Regions from separate parts of the Mus musculus genome. Here all the other regions are linked to region 3. A link is a loop called in an ENCODE intact Hi-C map of the cell type or tissue named here. Cell type or tissue: heart. All regions are shown on one strand. Each heading gives the region's core, and the rest is flanking DNA. Links, peaks and the distances in the headings are about the cores only.

Region 1 (5,582 bases), core at 200-5,199, 1.5 Mb after region 3:
TTTACAGTTTCCAGGGGCAGAATAGAGCATCAGCCACTAGGCACTATATGATGGGCAGAACAGTCTTTTAAACTGATTGGTCCTTAGGGAATGAGGTAGCAAATGCTTCCCTTATCTGCAGGGGGCCAACTGTGGTTTTTCTGAGCAATGTAAGGAGCCCCTCCCTAACCTCTCTCTTCCAGGGAGGGGTGGAATTTCCCCAAGGTGCTGAGCTGATATACAAAGATCTTCAGATATACAAAGAACGCATGTGAATTTGTTGCAAGGCTTGTTGGAGTGTTGTAAGTGGTGGGATGGATTTTAGTACCCTCCCTACCCTCCATCATCCCTCATGGGGTAAAACATGTTAAAGTACAGGCTTTTCTGTGTCTGACCTTGCTTTGAAAGACACAGACACCTTTAGACCTTCAGGCACTAAGCTGGACAGATTCTGGGCTATTCTACCCTGACTACAGTCAGGTTACAACTCTGGCCTACTCCCCAGCCATGTGGCCCATTCCTGCCATCGTGCTTGGCATCTCTTTCATTGTTCCGATGGCATCTCCCTGGGTCCCACCTGAGACCCCCCTTTCTGGAAGTCCCACCTTTTCCTCTCCTGCCCAGCTATCTGTGTCCAATCAGAAGATGGTGGAAGACAATGTTTTTTTTTGTTGTTGTTGTTGTTTTTTTCTGTTTTTTTTTTTTTTTTTTTTTTTGATTTTCGAGACAGGGTTTCTCTGTATAGCCCTGGCTGTCCTGGACCTCACTTTGTACACCAGGCTGGCCTTGAACTCAGAAATCCGCCTGCCTCTGCCTCCAGAGTGCTGGGATTAAAGGCGTGTGCCACCACGCCTGGCGAGGACAAAGTTTTACCAAACACTGAGTCAGGAGAGGCTTCACAATAATGACAGGTTTACGGCAGTAACTAAATCTCTGGGTACAGAAATCAGCATTTGAATGCACAATGCACAAAAATATCCCTCAACAATGTGTGGGTGGGAGGAATACTTTCATAAGCAACTTGAGGTGGTGCTGAGCAGCAAATCACTAGCCTGCCTCTTAGGGACAAAGTTCAATCAGTGCTATAAAAAAGATGCTGCTGAAGGCTGTCTTGGAGGTGCTCCCCATGCCCCTACCCACCCCCTCAGTAACAGAGACACTCTGGTCTTTATTCTGGAGATAACACTTCCATTTCTAAAACAGTTCAAATGCTTCATTGATAACAGGGAGGTGGACTTTAGGACCAACTGAAGTAAGGGAGCCTTGGTTCTGTCTTAGTGTTGGGTGACTTAGGCGCTTTAAGGTGGCTGAGATTTTTCTGTATCTGTTAAATAGAGTTTGTTACGGGATTAAAGGGACAGCACAGATCTAGAACCTGGAAAACATGAAGGGTATACAACCAGGGAGTGCAGGTTTTCAGCTGTCGAGGTCCAAGGAGCTGGACACGTGGTTGACCCTAAGGAGAGAAAGTGAATGGTATCAGAGGCTCCATTCCTCCCTGAGTATTGTCATGGCTTGTGAGTTCCACACACCCACTGGGGGAGAAGGAATAATGGAAGAGTTGCCGCTAGCAGATCTGCTTTGGGCATGTCTGCGGGGCATTTTCTTGATTGCTATTTGATATAGGAAGGCCTAGCCCTCTAGGAAGTACCATCCATGAGCAGGTAGACTTGGGCTGTAGAACAAATGAGTTATGTTGACCTGTAAGCAAAAACAAATCCTTTCCTCCCTGTGTTTGTTTTCTTAGTCAGAGTTTTTTTTTTTTTTTTTAATCACAGCAACAGGGACAATGATAATAATGATAATAATAATAATGAGCTGCTGCTACACTTGTCAGTCTTTCTAGCATAAGTAGTCAAACTCAAGTTTCTCTTGCTAAAAAGGATGCCCTTGTAAACTACAAACAAACTGCATCTCTATGTGCCTTCTGAGGGGGAAGACGTCGGACAGGTAGAAATGAAATGTTAGCCTTCAGGGACTGAATCCTGGCTCTCTTTTCTTCTCCACCCCTACTATTTGTGAAACTGAGCAAAACAAAGTTCCAGTTTATCTCAACTGTAAAACTGGGACAATAACAGTTTTCAAATCAACATTTAAGGAGGCATCAACGCTTATCTGGGGATTCTCTGAGTCAAGTGTCCTTGGGATTATCTTTATGACGCACTGCACACAGAGATGGCAGGAGCTAGACCTCCTGGCAGCCCCTGGCGACTGGGTTCAGTAGTGCTAGCCTGCAACATGAGCCTTAATAGTTAGAAACCAACAGTGAGAATTCTCTTATAATGCAGACTTTTACTGATGGCCCTATCTTTCCCATGGCAAGTAGGAAGGCAAGGACACATTATACACATTGAAAATTGGGGCTACAATGCCTCTTCTGGGTGGTCTACAAAGGAGGCCCATGGATAGAGAAGTGTAGTCAGTCAGTCTTCATGATGGGTTTGAGATCAGGCAGGAGGTATCTTGTCTCTTTACAACTCAGGAACAGTGTTGCTCAAAATACAAAACCCGAAGCAGAAGGGAGGAGCCATAGGGTCAGACAAGGACCCTAGGTTACCATAAGTTCTCTCACCTCGCTCCCCATCAGTCAGTAAATCTCCAACAAGGGATCATCCATTGTCTTGGCAACACCTCTGAAGAACCTCTTCAGCCTGGAGGCCGAGCAGTCCGTGTCCATCAAGGGTTAAGGGAGGAAGCTGTACTTCCTTCACGATCACCTTGAAGCATTTCTTCTTCCATATACAGAGTGGCTGGTGGCAGGCAGGCGGACGGGCGGGTTGGGGAAAGCCGGCCTAGGTCAGGGAAGAGGCAAAGTTTTCCTTCCTGGGCGCGAAGGAGGGGAGGCGGCGTAGCGCGGGGCTGCGGGAGGCCGGTCGCCGAGCGGCGTGGCGCGGCGTCGCCAGCGTGCTCCTCCGTGCGCCCGGGCGCGGCTGGTGCTCCTGCAGAGGGAGCTGTGCGCCCGTTCCGGCGCCCGCGCGGCGACTCCGCTCCCTCTTGTCGCCGCTTGGGCCCGCCCGCCGGGGAGGGGCTCCCGGCCTTGCCGACAGCGTCTTCCTGCTTGGCGCACTGCCCCACCGTGAGTCCGCCCGTGCACGCCGGCTGTCCGCTCGCCCGCTCGCACGCCGCCCTCCGCCGCAGTCCGCGCCCAGCCTCGCCCGCACTTCCCCCCTTCAGCCCGCGCCCGGATCCGGCCATGCTGTCCTTCCAGTACCCCGACGTGTACCGCGACGAGACCTCCGTGAGTACCCCGCTCTCACCGCGCCCCCCGACCCGCGCCTCCCGCAGCTCGGTTCCCGCAGCCCCCGCTCGCCCCGCGCCGCTCCCCGGCCTTTGTTTGCGGAGCCGCCCGGGTCGCGGGGCTCCTCCCAGCCTGAACCTAGCGGGCGGCCTCGGCCCACGTGTCCACGCCCGTGGTCAACGCCGCTCGGCCCCAAGGACAGACCCCCCGGGCAGGCATGGGCATCTGGGGCCAGTGGGCAGCCAGAACGTACCCCTGTGCTTCTAAGAGGAGAAGCAGTCTGGCTTAAATATGGTGGTAGCACCAAGTGTATGCTGGTGTGTGTGCGTGGGAAAAATGATGTAAGATTTGAAAACAAAAGCAAACTTTGAGAACTTGGAATTTGCAAGTCCTTAGAGTTGAAGCTCATTCATTGCGCTTTAAGGCTGTGCTGTCCCGAATCGGGTGCCTGACGTTGGCTGCTGGGATGCAAATAAGGGAGGCAGTGTTGGGGAAGGAGCAGTGGGCCCACAGTGTGCTGGGGCCAGTCAGGTTCGCTTAAGAAAGGAAGTTAAGACGGGGTGGCCTTTTGCAAGGAAAGTTTTCCCCGCTGGGAGTTAACTGTTTACCTAAGCTGCAGGTGAACTGCAGGTAACTTGAGACCCAGGTAGTGAAATTCAGAAGTGTGTGTGTGTGTGTGTGTGTGTGTGTGTGTGTGTGTAAAAAGTAGTTTGGGACTTAAGTGGATTGAATCCAAACATTAGGACCCCAATTCCTGTAGTCACAACCTGGTTTCTCAGGTTACTTAAAATAGAATCAAAGTAAAAATATTTTTGTATAATACCATTCTATTTTTTTTCCTGTTTACTTTGATCTGGTTCATGACAGAAAATGTACTCTGAACTCAGCACATCACACATGGAGGTAAAGTCTCAGTGTTAAAGACCTTCTCCTTTTCAAGTGAACGTCCAAGTATCTGTGCTGCATTAATGGGTGACCCCTGGGAACCATGTTCTCAGTTGGTTTAACTGCTTGCTCATTGAATTCATCTTCAAGGGGACTGGTTAACTCCCAGACAACCTGAATGCTGTTGTTGGTGGCCCTCACTACCTGGGTGACATTGGGCAAGTCTTACCTGTTGTGAGTTCATGTGTGAGGCCCCCTTTTATACATGGACTATTAAGGCTGACAGGCCTTGACTTGTCATCTAGATGGCCGAGCTCTGCCGTGGGCCAGGTACAAAGATGTGAAACTGTTCCGACTCTGAGTCTTGAGTGTCTTTTCGGTTTTCAGGTTAGCATATGTACATGTATATATGTTACCAATAATATGTATTATACCTGTGTGTGTGTGTGTGTGTGTGTGTGTGTGTATAACTACCATTTTGTGGCTTTGATAAATATAGTCTTAGGATTTTCTTTTCTTTTTTGGACCCGGTAGTTGAGTGAAGGTAGTGTTGGCTCTTGCTTAATTTTTCCTTACTCCAATCTGCACCAGTCTTGTAGTTTATCAGTACTTAACAGTTCCTGAAAGGGTTAAATAGGGATTTTATGAAGTTTTCTAAAAGTTCACACACATCTGTGAAAGGAGTGTTTAAAATTTAGTATGCCCTGTTCCTTCTCACTGAAGGTCTCCTGATACCCCTAAGCCTGTAGTCTTGGTGAAGGAGGACCAGTCAGGTCTAGCCTCTGGTTTTACTGAGTACTGATGTTGACTTGATAACCTACCTTGGTGGCATTTTCCTACAGCGGGAGTTCTTCTACCAGAAGGCTTGACTTCATATTGGCTTGATTGTAGCTTTTGGATGGTTGGCCCCCTGTAGTATATGCTGGAGATTTCTGTAGTTCTGTCTCTCGGCGACCATCTTTCAGCCATGTTTATATGCGTCCCCTGAATATGGTATTTAAGCATGAAGCTCTTGTGTCTTCATGAGCAGAAAATGTCATGTACTGCCATCGCCTATTCCATGTCATAGTTATGTATCTAACAGGTCAGGGAATTTAGGCCTCCTACAGGACACTCAAGCCCTCATAAAGAGGTGCTGAGTGAGAGGAGAACACAGAAAAGGATGGGCTAATTTCTGTCAGGAGGAGGAAATAATTTTCTAATTGAGCTTGGAGTTGTCTGGCTAAGGGAGAATGGACGTTCCCGACTCTTGAGGTGAAAATAAAGCCATGGTTGTGCAAGTCCGAATAGCTATAAAATTGAATTGGCTTGTGGGATGCAGGAAAACCCTCATGACCATGCCATCCACAGAAGGTCAAGCTGGGAGACAGCTGGGAAGAGACACAGCTCCTGGCTTGTGGGGTCCTGGCTGCTGCGGTGTGCACCAGTCTGAGCTCCATGGAGAGGCGCAGGAACAGCAGGAAGCAGAGACGTGTCTTAT
Region 2 (5,582 bases), core at 146-5,145, 61 kb before region 3:
GGTGAGGACAAAACTGCAGCATCTGTTAACGCAGCCGAGGGAAGAGTTGTGCTGCGCATGTCACTTAATGCACAAGTGCAGAAGTCAAGTTCCCTAACGAATCCAAGTGCTTCCACTTTGTCTCCAGGGAATGTATAAATTAACCATTCCCCCTCCCTTCCTCCCTCCTCCCTATTTTAAATGTAGATAGGGCGACCCTAGCCTTTTGAATTTGAAGGGCTGCTATCTCGGGCCCATTCTTTCCATCATCCTGTTTTGAATGACACTGAGCACGTATAGATTCTCTTATAAAAGCACCCCTAGGATGCTGGGCTCCTTTCTTCAAGCTGCTAGCTAATTTTGCATAGCAATTAGTACTGACTTCTCCAAGTCTGCAACCCAAACACCTCTCCAGAACGTTCCACAGTCCCTCCAAGGTCCAACTCTGCGCCATTAGATTTCAAACCAGAAGGCGAGGAACTTGCGTAATGATTAAATTCCCAATTTGTGTGAAGACACAATAATCTCTGACTACGCGTTAATTCCAACCTTAGGCCGCGACTGGGCAGCTAGGAGCCAGCATGTACGTCCTTTTAAAATCTATTCTACGTATTCACTGACCGCGCCGGGCCGGGCCACATGGTCCTCTCTCGCAGCCAGTCAGCTGTAGGCAGCAGATGGGATCATTTGCATTTTTCTTTTTAGACATTTTTTTTCCATCGGCAAATTAAAGGATTAAAAAAATTTTTTTTTCCGTTCTCATTGTTTACCAAAACCAGGCACGCAGCTTAAAAGTTGACTTGGGCTTTTCTTTTCCCTCCACCCCCACCCCAAGTCCCCGAAAGTTGGAGAACTGCGAGGGGTTGGTTTCTTATTTCTCAACTCCGACTCTGCAGTCCGGGAAACTAGGAGACGGTCGGTCTTAACTAACTCGGCGACTGGAGTCTCCCAGTTTTCCGCGCTGAGCCCCGTGGCTCTGAGTTGGTGGCATGAGGGTCCCCAAGCGCGTGCTTCGCTCCGCAGCCTCAAGCGGCAAAACTTGGGCTCTCGGAACTCAGGCTTTACGGGAGAGGGCGGCCACCCTGCCGGGGGAGTGGCCAGGGCTCCCCCAGAGCCCGGGGTCGCTCTCCAGTATACCCCCCCAACCACGAATCCATGCAGAACTGGAGGGGGGGCGCACCCCGAAGTCTTTGTGCCCGGCGTGGCACGGGAAGGTCCGTGCGATGGTGCGGCGCCACAGCCGAGCGCCCCAAAAGCGGGGGGCGCGGGCGGAAAAGACACGGCGCGTTGCCTCCCACCCCCACCCCCCGGGGTTAGAGAAAAAGTAGAGAAAGAGGCGCCGGGGCCACGCTCCAGCCCGGAGAGCACGTAGCCGAGAATGCCGCGGGGCGCTTTCCCGTGGGTGAGAGCCGCCCTGGTCCGCCGGCAGCCGGCGCGGGCCCACGTGGAGCCGCGCTGTGCAGGCCGAGCGCACCCGCCCCGCAGCGCGCCCCAGCTCCCCGCCGCGGTCGCTCACGCCCGAGCGCCGCCGCCGCCGCCGCCGCTGGTCCCGCGTGTGCCCCGCTGAGGGGGAGGGGCGGCGCGGTGGGGGCGGAGGGCTTGAGGTTCCACTGCAGCGGGGGCTCCTGTGTCCTTGTGCGGAAATGACACACGGAGTCCCGTCACGTCACGCGAGAGCGCAGCGCACGGACACACACAAAGAGAGGGGAAAATACACGGCGCCCGCCCGCCCGCCGCCCCCAGCCAGTCGGCGGGGCCGCCCCGGCCAGGCCCTGCGCGCTCGGCCCCCACTGCGGCCCGCGCGCCCGCCCCCCGCACGTGGCGCCCGAACTCGGCGCGGGTCCCGCTCCGCAAAGTAACAACTCTCGTCCCAGGTGAGTGTGGGCCCCGGTCGGGGCCGCCTGCGAGCGGCTCGCCGCCTCCGCGCGGGCTGGAAGGGGGAGCGGGCGCCCACGGGCTCGTCGCGCCCCATTGTGCCGCGCGCCCCTTTGTGCCCGCTCGGAACGCCGCGACTCCATGGCGTTCCGGGAGCACGCGCGCCGCGGCCAGGGAGGAGGAGGAGGGAGGGGAGGACGCACGGTGGAACGGTCCGCGCCGCCGCCGCCAGGCCGGCCCCACTCGCGCCGCGCGCCGGCTCTCCACCCCCGGCGGGCCGGCGATGGAGCGGCCGAGGGCCGCCGGGGAGCAACTGCGCGGCGCCGGAGCGCTCGCGTTCGACCGGCCTGTGGCGGCGATGGAGGGGTGTCAGAGGGAGCAGAAGGGCGGGGAGCCAGAGGCCGGAGAGCCGCCGCTCGGAGGGACGCTGCCCCGGGGAGGCAGCGGAGGGAGCGAGGCTGCCGGCGGCTGGGAGCGGGGTGCGGCGAGCCCCGCCGCCAGGGGGCGCGGCACCCTCCCGGGCCGTTCCACGGCGCTCCGTGGTTCCCGCTGCCCGGCTGGAGGCGGGTCCAGCGCGGCGCTCTGGGTGTGCACCCCAGCGAGCGCGAGGCCTTCCTGGCGGGCGGTGGAGCCGGGCCGGGGCGCTCGCCGCCCCTCGTGACTTGTGCCCGCCACGATCGACGTAATTTCCCACGCAGACTTGGCTCGGGCTGTGAGGCGCGGAGTTGTGAAGGCCTTGTGGGCTGGGACTCAACTCATCTGAGTTCTTTTTTTCTTTTTTTTTTAAGTTTGTCCTAAAGTAGAAGTTTGATCGCTCAGGTGGCCCGCTTGGGAGTATTTTGGAGGTGGAGGCCAACCAGAGATGCTCAGAATTAATGTTCACTGTTTGGAAGTCAGAGAACTTCCTTTTAGAAGTAACTTTTGAATGTTTTCCTACAAGTAACACGTCACTGAGTAGAGGGGAGGGTGCCAGAAATCTATAAAGACCCAGAAAACCCAGGCGAGTGGGGAACGTGTGGAAATGTCCCAGATAGAGGTTTTAGGTTTGTCTCTGTTTCGGTTCCATGCCTGCAGTTTTTCTCTTTTTGCGACTTTCCACTTTTAATTCATAGGTGTTTGGGTTTTGTTTTTAAGCTTCATTTTCGGTGTATGTGTTTTGACTGCATATATATGCGCCATATCCATGCCTGGTCTCCTAAGAGGTCAGAGGAGGGCATCGGATTTACAGATAGATGGTTGGGAGCAGCCACGTGGGTGATGGGAACACAACCCACGACCTCTGCAAGAGCCACAAGTGCTCTTAAACGCTGAGCCATCTCTCCAGCCCCTCGTTTTAGAGTTTCATGTGTAAACCTTACAGGACTTCAGCTTCCTCGAATACTGGGATTTAGCCAGGATTTTTTTGTTTTTTTGTTTTCCTTTTTTGAGACAGTCTCCTGTGGTCCCTGCTGGCCTCAGACTTTTTTGTTATATAGGCCTGCGTGATCCTGAACGCCTGTCAAGTTACAGGAGTTACATACTTGGGATTACAAGTATGTGCACTGCACCTAATTTTTGTGGTACTTGATCGAAATTACGACTTTAGTTACGGTAGGCAAACATTTTACCAACTAAGTTACATCCCCAGCCCTAAGAATTATTTTTGCATTTTTAAAAATCTAAACTTTTATATATATTCTCATGTGAGACCAAGACACACCAAGAACCACTTTGGGCTTTACTAGAGATGCCTTGTTTGTTTGTTTGTTTGTTTTAAGTCTACATTTCACTGTAGCTTTGAATGGCCTGGAGCCTGAGATTTAACAAGGCTGGCCTTGGAGATCCAGCTGCCTAAACCGACCAAATGCTAGGATTAAAGATCTGTCCCACCACACCTGGCATTTTGTTGTTGTTGTTTGGTCTTGATACCGAGTCCCTAAATTCTGTCCCGTCCTTGAATTGCTATGTAAACCAGGCTGGCCTCAAACTTAGAGATCTGACTGATCCTGCCTGTAGGGGGTGGAGGTGGGATGGGGGTGGGGGAAGGTATTAAAGGTGTCCACACCACCTGGCTTTTGTTGTTTTCTCAGACTGGGTCTCACTATGTATCCCATACTGGGATGGTCTTTTGGTTTCTCTGTAGACCAGGCTGCCCTAGAACTCAGGGATCCACCTACCTGCCATCTCCATCTCCGCTTTCTCCTATCAGTGTTGGAACCAAAAGAATGAACCACCATGACCATGTCAGAGATGCTGTTTTAGTGAAGTTAAACAGTAAAGTTAGCGTTCTTTCTCCACACACACAAGAAGTAAGACCAGTTAGCCACGAAGACAGAATACAGACTAGCCAGCATTCCAACCGTCTGTTAGAGATTGATAGGTTATCTGGGGACCCTTGGGGGCACCAAAGGTGGGGGCAGAATATTTAGGAACAGGAAAATTGGACTCAGCCCTGACAGAGGTTTGATTGGGTGAGGATTAAGCTCCTGTAGGAGACCCATCTACAGAACTGCCTAGAAATGCATTAGCACCTGTAATAATAATTTATACAAGAGACTAGGGAATGGCGTGTGTGTGTGTGTGTGTGTGTGTGTGTGTGTGTGTTAATTTTTATAAGTGAGACTATGCTTGCTATTCTAACCATTCTGTACCCACTATTGACATCTCTGTTTTAGAATTAGTTTTTGGAGTAGTAGAACTTTAGGACTCCTTGGTGTTTAGAGGGATATAGTCATGCTATCTTTTCTAGCCCTTGGCCAACCTGGAACTTGCTGTGCAAAACCAAGCTGGCATTCCTCTTGTCCCTACTTCCTTAGGGCAGGGATTATGGAAATGTGCTATCACGCCTATTTGGGTGGTGGTGGTTGTCCTCTGAGACAGGGTTGCAGGTGTTTAAACTGGCCTTGCACTCACTATATTGCCAAACCCAACCTTGAATCATCTTCCACACATGCACCCTGGTGTTGCATATGGAGCTCCGAGAACTGCTTACAGGAGTGAGTTCTGGAGAGTAAGCACCGGCCATTGCGCTTGGCGGCAAGCCCCTTCATCTTAGCCATCTCTCCTAGATAAATCACACACATACACACACACACACACACAGACACACACACACACACAAAAGCATTCACTGACAAAAATGGGTGGTTTTGGTCTTGTGAGCATCACTGTGCATTCTGCCCTTTCCTTTCAGAGCTGACAGGACCTTCCTTCCCTTTTGTGACTGAGGCTCCAATATAGCATTGCTTTGATTGTCACTTGTGAGTTCTGGACCTAGGTGCACACAAGTCAAGTCAAGGGCTCTGCATTTTAGCCCTCAATGTATCTCAAATGTGTAAAACAGGGCACTGTTTCTTCAGGAGTGGTTCGTGCCTGTGCCTGGCATGTTAGTCAGAATTTTGTCTGAAAAGCAGACTTATATATATTTAGAGCTAAGGTTTGCTCAACAACTGCTTTATTACAGCTCTCTGACTTGTTTCTTTTTTATTTATTTGGGGGGTGGGTTGAGACAGGTTCTTGTCATGTGGTGCATCTCCAACAGACAGTTCTCCTTTGTCTTCTTCTTAAATACTGGGATCGCAGGCACACAGGCCCATGCAGTTCAGACCCTCTTTTTCTCTTTCTGCTCAGGGTCTTTTCTGTGTAGTGCAGGTCAGGCCGCTCTAGAACCCGTGGTTCTCGTGTCTCTGCTTCCTCAGTGATGACATTAGTTAGATTTAAGTCCCCTTAAATTTGAAGGGAACATTGTT
Region 3 (5,582 bases), core at 190-5,189:
TAGCCCTGTTGTCCTTCAGTTCACAGCCTCCCCGGGGCTCCCACACTTTGGGATTACAAGCACGTCACACCATGTCCCGCTTCTCATGACTTTCCACTGCCTTGCTTTGAGACAGGGTCTCAGGTAGCTCAAATTCTCTAGGCTGCCTTGAAACTCTTCTGCCTCCAAAGTGCTGGTGACTGGAGACTACAGGTGTCCACTCCTGGACAGTTTTCTTCTTCTTTTTTCGAGACAGGGTTTCTCTGTATAACCATGGCTGTCCTGGAACTCACTCTGAAGACCAGGCTGGCCTCGAACTCAGAAATCCGCCTGCCTCCCGAGTACTGGGATTAAAGGTGTGCACCACCACGCCCGGCTTCCTGGATTATTCATGTTAATTACTGTTGTTTGTATACATGGTGTATATAAGTCGTCTCTCTCTCATCTTGGCAACACATCTGGCTTTCTGGCATGGGTTTCAGGGAGTGAATACGACTTCAGGTTTGGCATGGTAAAAGTTCAGGCCAGCATGAACTACCAGGCAAGACTATAAAAGCAGCTCCCCCAAAGCATTCAAAAGAAAAAAACACTCCTGGGCCTGGTGGGGCAGGGTGATGTGACGGATCAATGGCTGCTTAGGCCAGAGTGTGGCCGAGGCCAGCCTGGTTAACTCAATGAGAGCCTGTTTCACAGAATTAAGAAAGGTGCTACTGTAAACCCGGTCCAAAAGTCCATGGCTGGGAAGATCCTGGGGAACCTGTTGTTGGTTTGCTACACAAATATGGTGTCAAAGTGCCTTCTACATATACACCCAGAAGTTAGCTTTAAAAAGCTTCTCTTTGCAGTGGGCATCAGTTAAAGTATAAACTGATTAAAGTACGGGGACTTACGTGCTCAGCCCTAAATGAGACAGCTACACCACACCCTCACACACAAAACCCAAACTAAACAAAACCTGAACAGTGACAACCGTGTCTGTCTTACTTGGTCAGCTTCAGCCCCTGCCGCACTGACACTAGTCTTCATGGTCCTTACACACAAGCAGCTATCCTTAAAGAGTGTTTTCCATGGCTACAACTGATTTAGAGCTGGGGTGATTATAAAGGATAGAGATTTTTTTTTACTCATGCCTCTAGAGTCTGGGAAATTCAAGTCAACTGCCTCTAACCCTCTTCTCCCCTTAAACAAACTCCCCTTCCCTTCTGCCCTTTAGAAGCTGCCATTTGGTGAAAGGACTTCTTGCTGCATCACAAGGTGGAAGATAAGGATGGTGTAAGCATGCCAGAGAGAGCTTGTTTTCATAACAAAGCCACGTACTCCCTTAATACCCACTAATACCGACTGTCCATTCTTCAGAAAGAACCTTCATGGCCCTGCTCTTCCTAAAGGTACTGCACCAAATTCCTAACACATGAAACTAGGGGGACACATTCTGGACAAACTAGGGACCTTTGTTCCAGACAGGCCTAGAACACTCTCACTTAGGTATCTGCAAGGAAACTCACCTTCAAGTCTAGACTCAAACACATCCCCTCAGCGGGGCCTACCCATTCCATTCCAACTATTCCAACGCAACTCCACCTTGCCAATCGGTCCCCTTTACCACACTTACCCCACCCCCAGAGCTAATCACAGGCTGCTGTGTAATTTACCAGATGCTGTCTGCATGTGCATACACTCCACAAGACTAGACTTCTTCTTCATCCCTGTTTTATTTATCTCACGTGCACAGAAATAGTGCCTGGTAATTAAAAACTTGCAGAAGCTAGGAACGCTGTTGCAAGCCTATAATTCAAGCATCTGGGAAAGAGGCAGGAGCTCACGTGTTCAAGGACATCGTTCACTATAAAAGTAAGAAGCCAGTCACAACGAGGCCGCCTTAAAAAAGTCTTATAGACCTAAGTCTGGAGGTCACCCAGACGGCACGAGAGATACAGAGAGTTTTAGTAGGAAAGTAACCCGGCAGGAGTCCATATGAAAAAATCTCCTTGACGGCAGTTTGCATTAGAGATGACTAGGAAAGAAAGCCCGTAAGGTTCGTTTCGGGTGAGATTTCTATAAAGCTATAGACTCTATAACGAAGGCTAAGACTGGCAGAAGAGCAGTGTTTAGGATACACAGGCAAAGCTGTCCTTGACCTGCACTACGCTGGGAGTGGATCCACGTTCCTTAGCGTGTCACCGCTCTGTAAGACCCGGGCCTGGCCTCCAGTTGGTTGGGTCTACAGCTACGAAACCCTTCCCTTCTGCGGACGTCGGAAGCGGACTTCTACACAAGATCGAGTTCCCCTGGAGCCCTCCCATCCCGAACCTTCCCCAGGTCCCCCAAGGTCAAAGGAAACTGGACACTCCCACGCCGCCCAGCCCCGAGTCAGTGTGTCTGCAGCTTGCTGCACCCAAGTCCGGGGACGCACAGCCTGGGCCAGCTTAATTCCCACGGTCCCGGGGTTCGAGAGGCGTCCCTAGGCAACCCCAACTCTGCGGAACGGGAAGGGTTCGCAGACACGGCCGGAGCGCCGCAGGGCAGAAGCCAGCCGAGGGCGAAGCGCCCGGCGAGGGGCTGAGCCGGCGGGCCAGTAGGGGCGCACTCACCTGCGCAGTCCGCTGGTCCCTCCCCGGACCGCGCCGACCGCAGGCGGGAGCCACCTCCGCACCTGCCCCGCCTCTTCCGCCCCAGCCTACGCAGAGAGTGGACCCCTAGGCGCATCTGAGCACGGTGGTGGCCTCACAGCGTCCCCTGCTGGACGCGGCGCCTTGGAGGACCACGCTGTTGAGGTCGGGGTGTGGGGAAGTGAGGTGGGGGGGGGGGGGGGGGGGAGAGGGGACGTGGGAGGCCCATCCCAGGCCCGCTGAGCTTGGCAGCCAGTTCCAGAAGAATTTGGTTTGGAAGCAAAAGTTCTTTCTCTCGAATAGCCAAAGCCCTGAACTTCTTAGTGAGTTATAGATGTTGTCTCCAGAAAACTGTCTTAACATCACAGAATATAAGAGTTTACTTCTAACCCGTCCGTGTGTAGGTGTATCGCTGTAATCCCAACACTGGAGAGACCGAGGTAGGAAGAATGGGGGTTCAAGGTTTTCCTTGGGTACATGACTAGGAAGTTCGAGGCCAGGCTGAGCTACAAAGAAATAAATATAAATGGGAATAAATAAAATACCTCACATTGGGTGTGATCCTATCATTGGGGGAGTGGAGGCAGAAAGATCAAGTAAGTCACTTGACCTGTCTTTGGCTACATAACAAGCTTGAGACCAGCTTGGGTTACATGAAACCCTGTCTCAATATATCAACCCCTGACCCCCCACCCCCCAAAAAAAACTAAGTCACACCGTTTTCGTTCAGTTTTCTTGCCATGCCAGAAGTGATTGGACAGGGGTTAGAGTCTAGGAAAACACGGTTTAGTGGAACCAGTGAAAACAAACCTTGGGAGTCAGATGGAATATAGCCCAGACACTAGAGTACAGTCAGTTTCACAAAAGTTGTTTTTTTGTTTTGTTTTGTTTTGTTTGTTTGTTTTTAAAACGTAAATACTTTTACGTGTATGAGTGTCTTTGCCTGCATGTACCATGTGCCTCTATGCTGAAGGAGGCCAGAAGAGGGCATTGCATCTCCTGGGACTGGAGTTACAGATGGTTGCTAACCACCATGCAGATGCTGGGAATGGAATCTGGCTCATCTGGAAGAGCAGCCAGTGCCCTTCCCTCTGGAGCCCAGGTTTAGATATGTTTGCGTTAACGTTTGTTGGGATATATGCTGTATTAAACGAGAAGTAGCCTTCCTGATTTTCTTCTTTTTCAGACGTTTCCCTTCCAAGTCTGTGAGCTCTGTTCCCCGCCTTTTCATTGATGCTCCTTTCTCCTAAGTTGGCACAATAGTTTCTTGATTGTGTTTGTATAAGAGGAATGCACAACTACAAATTGTTTCAAATGCTGAAATGATACATCTACACGGTTGACATTGTGAGATCAGGAGGGATACACAGTTGCATTTACTTGTAGGTCAACACCTGCCATCATGTTTGACCTAGGGAACTCAGGTCTTTTAGTCTTGGCAGCGAAAGCCTTTATCCTTTGAGCCAGTTCACCACCCCTTGGGAAAAAATTTTTTAAAAAAATTAAAAAGATTGCAGGGTATGGTAGCCCATGTCTTTAGTTTTAGCATTTGTGAGGCAGAGGCAGGCAGATCTCTGTGGGTTTGAGACCAGCCAGGTCTAAAAAGCAAGTCTAGAACAGCTAGGGCTCCTTTCACAGAGAAACACTGTCTCAAAAAACAAAACAAAACAAAACAAAACAAAAAAACCAAACAACCAAACCAACCAAACAAAAAATGTTATTTCTGTGGGTGTCTGTGGGTGTGTAGGTCAGAGGACAGCTTGCCGGAGTCTGTCTACTATGTGGGGCCCAGGGATCAAAATTGCATTGCCAGGTCTGGTAGCAAGTGCGTTTACCCACTGAGCCATCTCACAGGGTGAAATCTTTTTAAGATGACATACAGAGGACCAGGAGAGATGGCTCAGTGGTTAAGAGCACTGGTTGCTCTTCCAGAGGATGTGGATTTGATTCCCAGCACACATATGGTGGCTTATACTATCTGTAGCTCCAGTTCCAGAGACCAATCCCTCTTTTGACATGTGAGAGCATCAGGCACACACACACACACAAGCAAAATTAATATTTGAATACACATTTATTTTCTTTATTAATTCTTCAGGTATTGTAGAAAAAACACTTGTTCATAATAATTAGTAATTCTGTAGAAAAGAAAAAATAGTTAATACAAAGGCCTTTATATGTGTAATTTAAAAAATATTTATTTGGGCAGGAGAGATGGTTCAGCAGTTAAGAGCACTGACTGCTCTTCCAGAGGTCCTGAGTTCAATTCCTAGCAACCACTTGGTGGCTCACAACCACCTGTAATGGGATTAATGCCCTCCTCTGGTTTGTCTGAAGAGAGTGACAGTGTACTCAGATACATAATATAAATAAATAAATCTAAAAAATATTTATTTTATGTCTATTCAAATATTATCTCATATAGCTTGACTGACCTTGAACTTGCTCTGTAGCTAAGGATACGCTTGGACTTCTTGTTTTCCTGCCTCCAGCTCTTGAGTTCTACTGTAGGCCAGTGCAATCACACTTGGCTTTTATTTAAAATATACATTAAAAAGAAAAAGCGGGAGGCAGAGGCAGGCGGATTTCTGAGTTTGAGGCCAGCCTGGTCTACAGAGTGAGTTCCAGGACAGCCAGGACTATACAGAGAAATCCTGTCTCAAAAAATCCAAAAAAAAAAAAAAAAGGCCTGGAGGTGTAGCTCAGTGGTAGAGTACTTGCACAGCGTATGTGTGCTCTGGAGTTACTGTAAAAATAAATAAATAGCAAATAAATTAAAAATAAAGCTGGACATGGTGACTCACTCATGCCTATAATTCTAGATCACTTGGGAGGTGAGGCAGTTGAGCCTCTGGGAGTTTGGGGCTAGCTTAGGCTACAGAGTGAGCCAGCCTGGACTACAAAAACCCTGTCTCTAAAAGCAAAACAGGATCAGACAGTGTGGTTCAGTTGGTAGAGTGCCTAGCATGTACAAGACTCTGATTTGAACCCCAG
Region 4 (5,582 bases), core at 176-5,175, 320 kb before region 3:
ATGATTTGAAAACCAAATCTACATAGCCAAGGATTATAGAATAGTTACCAGTCTCCTTGCTGATCTCTGTTCCTTCCTGTTCAGAATACATGCCAAAATACATTCACAGTCTTATCTATTTCACAAAAAAATGTGTTATACTACTCTGTACTTTGCATTTTTAATTTGATGTATATCCTGAAAGATACAGGGGTGATCCTCTTTCGTCCAGTTGTGCTCGAGTGCCCACTTTGAGGTCTGGATTATTTTCTATTAAAATCAATACAGCAATGAACAACCTTTTGCTTTAGTTACTTTGCCTTTTGGAATAGGTTCCTAGAGTTGATATTTCTGGGTCATAATGCAAATGTGTATACAATACTGTGATTATCTAACTGCTGTGTGCTACTTTGCATTCTTAGTGGTATTAGATGTCCTTACTCCTCACAGCCTGTCACTTGAAATTCAGACATCTCTTTAGCTATAAAGATTGAAGGATATATATATATATATATATATATATATATATATATATAAATCAGGAGGACTAAAGAACAAATATCATTTTAATTTTCCAAAACTGATTACCACTAGATACAATGCAACCTTTTAACTGTTAAGTATAAAGGAAAGTGCTGGTTATTTAAAGTAAATGGGAGCAGAAGTCCCATGAATAATCAAAAACGTGGCTAACAGACCAAGACCAGAGAATAATGCACTTGGCTTTTGTGAAGAAATTAAAGTACATACTGTGAATTTTCATTAAAGCAAATGTGTGAAAAGTTACTCTTAAGGTACCATGATCTTGAAGAAGCAGCCTCAGATGCTCGATATATTACACTCAGTCTCTCTCTTTCTCTGGATTTTTCTGACTTCCTTCTCCTTGGACAACCCAGCTTAGGTCTTAGAACTCTTTAGAATGATAAAATATTTCACCTTTTACATTTATTTTTACATAGTAGTATACTTGGATTTTATTGCTAGGAATCTTACATAGGAACTCCCTTATGGGGAGACTGTTTTTAAATATAATTCACCTTTAATTAATATGCTGTTTTATCTATGGAGCCCTCACTCTGGAGCCCTGGCTAGCCTAGAACTGGCTATGTAGACCAGGCTGCTCTTGAACCTAGAGATCCTTCTGCCTCTGCCTCCTGAGTGCTTGTAAGCACCACCATTCCTGGCTCAAAAACAGAATCTTTAAATCACAGGAGACTTGGCACTCAAAGGGAGTTTGCCGCTAAACCTTCTGTGGCTAAAAGCATCTTGTGTGAACAATTTCTCTTTGTTTTTCTAGTTCATTTACATAATGTGAGCTTAAAAAATACCAACTATGAATTTTGAAAGCTCACATGAATTTTAAAAACCATTCCTGAGTGTAAAATGTAGGTAACAAGTCGTTTATTATTTTTATATTACTGATCTTAATGTTACTTTTTTCTTCCCAAGGGATTGAATTTAAGGTTTTGTAATTTTTAATTTTTTTATGATTAACAAGGACTTCAACACTTGTTTTGTCTAATTAGAAAGGGCAAGATGCTAGACGTGCTTGAATAGGTGGCACCCGAAGAGCAGAGTGGCCCTCTGGCCCTCGTCTGTAATCCCAGGACTTGAGAGGTGGATGGGGTCAAGAAGTTACAGGTCAGTTTGCTACACAGTAAGAAGTCTCAGGCCACTGTGGCCTAGGGGAAAAAAAAAACGTTCCATCCAACACTGAAAGCGTCGTCACACTGACAATTTTACTTTAGCAATGAGAAAGAATTTTTGGTAACATATTACTTAATGTTGTGGTTAAGAGTATGTATTCAAATAACCAAATTGTTAGGTCGGGTATGTGGTTCCGAAGTAGAGCACTAGCCTAGCATTACTGCATGAGGCCTGGCCTCTATCCCTAGTACCCAAAGGAGAGGAGAAAAAAAGATACCAGATCCTCTAGGTTCACATTTTGCTTAATGTGACCATAACAACTTACAATTTGGCTGTGCCTCATTCCGTTCCCCCCCATCCCCCCTAAAATCCGGGGAATAGTATTATCTTTAAAACTCAACAAAAGATTAAGTGAGCTAATATGTGAAATGCACTCATGCCAGTGAATTTTCAGTCCCGGAGCAAGCGACGTTTCATTCCATTCTCACAGCATCCTTATTTTCTGGATTTTTCACAGAAATCCTGGCACTTCGGCCAGGAAGCTGAGGGAAGCAGGGCTCAGCCTCACCGATCCACTTGCGTTCCAGCTCTGGGGGGGCCGCGGAGGAGACGTCGTCGCCCAGCTAGCGGGGCCGCCCTCCCGGGTCCGCGGCCCCCACCAAGGGCCTAAGGCGCCCAGGAGCAAAAGGCTTCCGGACGAGCCTGCGCCACGGGCCTACGATCTCGCCGCGGACCCACGATACAGACATTTATTTACATAAGCTTCACTCTGCGTTGGGCCGGGAGAAACGCTGCAGAGACCCCGAGAGCGCCTAGATCCAGGGCTAGCGGGGTGCCAAAGGGCGGACACCGACGTCCTGGGGCACAGGCTCCCTTCCATCTCTCGCCTTCCGGTCATCACTGAGGGTCCGCCCCTTAGTGGGGAGGTCCCAGCTGTGCCGTAAAGTAAAGAGCACTCTTTGCCGCTCATCAGCCCGCCCCTATCTTTACGGCAGGCCGCATTTCATGCCTCCAACATGGCGCCCCCCATGTAGGCACTGGCTGTGGTTACCAGCGCAGGTATCCAGTGCAGTTCTGAGCAGCCGCTGGGGTTACGCCAGTCTGCGCTGCAGAAGCAGCAAACGTTATTCCTGGTTACGGCTCCAGAAAGCCATACTTCTCTGAGGGTTTGGAATCGCCGTCTCCTGTTAGATTCTGAAAGTTTCTCCTCAGCCCTTGTTTGCTTCCCGTGTCATTTCTGGCCACCTTCCTCAGGTCCCCGACCCTCTCAGACTCAAAACTATGAGCCTCCGGCAGCTGCTGTTGCGCTTGTCCGGTTACCTCGGGGCTTCAGGTCCCCCCAGTCGCCACTGGTGGTACTTCAGATCCCTCGACAGCATCTCCTCGGCGGGCTCCTGGCGCGGGCGCTCCTCCAGGTCACCGGCCCATTGGAACCAGGTGGTGTCCGAGGCGGAGAAGATCGTGGGCTACCCCGCATCCTTCATGAGCCTGCGCTGCCTGCTGAGCGACGAGCTCAGCAATATCGCCATGCAGGTGCGGAAGCTGGTGGGGACGGGACACCCTCTGCTTACCACTGCCAGGTGAGCGACCCATGGTAACTCTGGGTCTGGCCAGTTCCTTGATTCTAACTTTCTTTTGAACTTTTAAGGTATTCTTTGGTGTCCCTTTAACATTCTTCTACTTGGCCCAGGATAAATGGTTTTCGTAAAAGAAAAACTTGAACGTGTTTTACAGTTTCTCTTCACTTTTAGAGATGCAGATGCTTCATGGCTTGTCAAGGTATCAGAGATGTATACTTATTTAGTCACAGTCAAGAAGTGGTATTTTAAAAATGGAATAGAGCCGGGCAATGGTGGTGCATGCCTTTAATCCCAGAGCTTGGGAGGCAAAGGCAGTGCGATCTCTGAGTTCAAGGCCAGCCTGGTCTACAGAGCAAGTTAAGCTGTTTACCTACAGAAAGATTAAGACAAGAGAGACAGGCAGAATAGACAGCTCCGGGCAGTGGTGGCGCACGCCTTTAATCCCAGCACTTGGGAGGCAGAGGCAGGCGGATTTCTGAGTTCGAGGACAGCCAGGGCTACACAGAGAAACCCTGTTTCAAAAAACAAACAAACAAAAAAACCCCCAAATATCCAGGTATTGGACTATCTAGATTGAAGTCAGTTTCCTCTGACGCTTTTACCACTTAATGCCAGACTAGTGTTAAACTTGTCACTAGGGTTTAAAAAAAAATTTATCACTTAAAAAACAACTCATACCTCATGTTTCGTAGTTTATTTCAAGCACACAGAAAAGTTATGAGAATAAAACTAGTACAAAGAGGATTAGGGGAGATGTCTTTGCCAAAGTACTTGTTGAACAAGTCCTACAACCTGGTTTGGATCGCCAGCAACAAAAGTGGAGGTTTTTCATACCAGTACTGAGGATGTGAAAACTGGAGATCTCTGCAGTGTGATGGACATTTCGTCTAGCTAAACCAGCAAATTCAGTGCTAAACAAGAAACTCCTTCTCAAACTCAAAAGTGAAAAAGCAAACAAGAGCTGGACAAAAAGATGGCAGGTGGGCTTATGAATGTTCAAAACCACTAGCCATAGGAGAATTGCAGATTTACATTACTATGAGATCTGTCACAAAGTTAAGAGGAATGAAATACAGATTTACAGAAGGACATCCTGGTGAAGAAACAGAAAAACTAAATTTGGCATGTATGTAAATCAGTATGGCCAATCTGGAAAATGGAAATTTCTTATAAGATTAAATTAAATAAGATTAAATTATACATCTTACCATCATACTCATAAACATTTATCCTAAAGAAATAATTAAAAAAAAAACACCTTGTCTATATCAGAATCTATACAGGGGTGTTTATAGTGTTGAAAGTTGGCTGTAAATTTGCCAAAGTCTTGACAGCAAAATGTTGATAATTAAGAGAATGATACTCAGCGTGGGTATTTGGGATAGCCCCAACCTGACCAACTCAAACGTCATTTATTGGTCAATGGTTGATCAAACTGTGATATATCCATAACCATAAAGCTCTATTTGGTGGAGCTGAAGAGATGTCTCAGTCATTAAATTGCCTACTGTGCAAGCTTGAGGGCCTGAGTTTAGATTCCAAGTACTGACAAAAAAGCTGGTTGCCAAGAAAGTGTGTGCAAGTGGGTTTTGTAGCCCAAGTATTAGGGTGCAATGTGGAAACAGGCTGTGCCTTTGAGCCCATTGGCCAGCCAGCCTACATAATTAATGAGTTCAATGAGAGACCTTGTCTCAAAATATAAGATGGAGCAAGATAAAGAAAATACTCTTGCCTCACATGTATACACACTTGTTAAAACCTGCATGTGTTCTCTCAAATACAAATGCAATTTGATTTTTTTTTTAAAAAAATTGATATCACTGTGTACACCTGAATGAGTCCTAAAGGGGTTATGCAAAGTGAAGAGTTTTTATCCTCCCCAAAATTAGGAGTTAACATGTGACTCGGCCATTCTTCCTCTAAGTATATTTCTAAAAGACTTGAAAACAGAGTCTCAGATAGTTATATATTTATGTTTCTAGTATTGTTTCCAATAGGCAGAAGGTAGAAGCTGATCATGTGTTCATTGGTGGGTAAATCTATTAATGAAATGTAGTATATGCATACATTGGAATGTATGTATTCAAATAACCAAATTGTTAGGTTGGGTATGTGGTTCCGAAGTAGAGCAAGGTGCATAGATCAGTTAAGGATGAATTTCTGCTCCTTGTTTGAGCAGGTGAAAGGCACCTGTCTTTTTTATGAGTCAGCTTGATTAATAACCAAATTGTAATAAATCTTCATTCATGCCATATGAAAGGATGGCGTGATGAATTTTAAGAACTCTGTTGCCAACAAGACTCATTGGCTATGTATAGTTGAAGTTCTAGCTAGAGACATTTTTATGTTTCAGCCAGTTTCAGGTTTGTTCCCATA

What was found. Peaks named below come from ENCODE experiments on the same cell type or tissue, not always from the same donor. Only the 100,000 strongest peaks of a DNase experiment are listed, where the experiment ranks them.
Region 1: it touches region 3 in a loop (5-fold over the local background); 3 of 42 quality-filtered maps call a loop at or near these places.
Region 2: a loop joins it to region 3, with 9 times the contacts of the local background. A loop is called at or near these places in 18 of 42 quality-filtered maps.
Region 4: a loop joins it to region 3, with 6 times the contacts of the local background. A loop is called at or near these places in 2 of 42 quality-filtered maps.

The regions. Positions count from the first base shown.
Region 1 is chr10:45,064,159-45,069,740 of GRCm38, forward strand. Prep (prolyl endopeptidase) reads left to right here and starts at 3,058. Exons shown (of 15, transcript NM_011156.3): 1 at 3,058-3,217. The coding sequence starts at 3,173. It also overlaps 2310075K07Rik. In heart, for the core only: CTCF peaks have their summits at 2,177 and 2,920 (motif pointing right); a DNase peak (open chromatin) is centred at 2,943; H3K4me3 peaks cover 2,436 bases; H3K27ac peaks cover 1,855 bases.
Region 2 is chr10:43,477,520-43,483,101 of GRCm38, forward strand. It overlaps Bend3 (BEN domain containing 3), which reads left to right and starts at 1,621. Exons shown (of 4, transcript NM_199028.2): 1 at 1,621-1,853. In heart, for the core only: a CTCF peak has its summit at 2,347 (motif pointing right); DNase peaks (open chromatin) are centred at 622, 1,062, 1,642, 2,392 and 1 weaker place; H3K4me3 peaks cover 3,338 bases; H3K27ac peaks cover 3,193 bases.
Region 3 is chr10:43,538,370-43,543,951 of GRCm38, forward strand. It overlaps Mtres1 (mitochondrial transcription rescue factor 1), which reads right to left and starts at 2,649. Exons shown (of 4, transcript NM_026411.2): 1 at 2,571-2,649. In heart, for the core only: CTCF peaks have their summits at 2,587 and 2,806; DNase peaks (open chromatin) are centred at 1,542 and 2,652; H3K4me3 peaks cover 2,109 bases; H3K27ac peaks cover 1,714 bases.
Region 4 is chr10:43,218,855-43,224,436 of GRCm38, forward strand. It overlaps Pdss2 (prenyl (solanesyl) diphosphate synthase, subunit 2), which reads left to right and starts at 2,632. Exons shown (of 8, transcript NM_027772.2): 1 at 2,632-3,206. The coding sequence starts at 2,908. In heart, for the core only: a CTCF peak has its summit at 2,641; DNase peaks (open chromatin) are centred at 2,557 and 2,887; H3K4me3 peaks cover 2,564 bases; H3K27ac peaks cover 2,077 bases.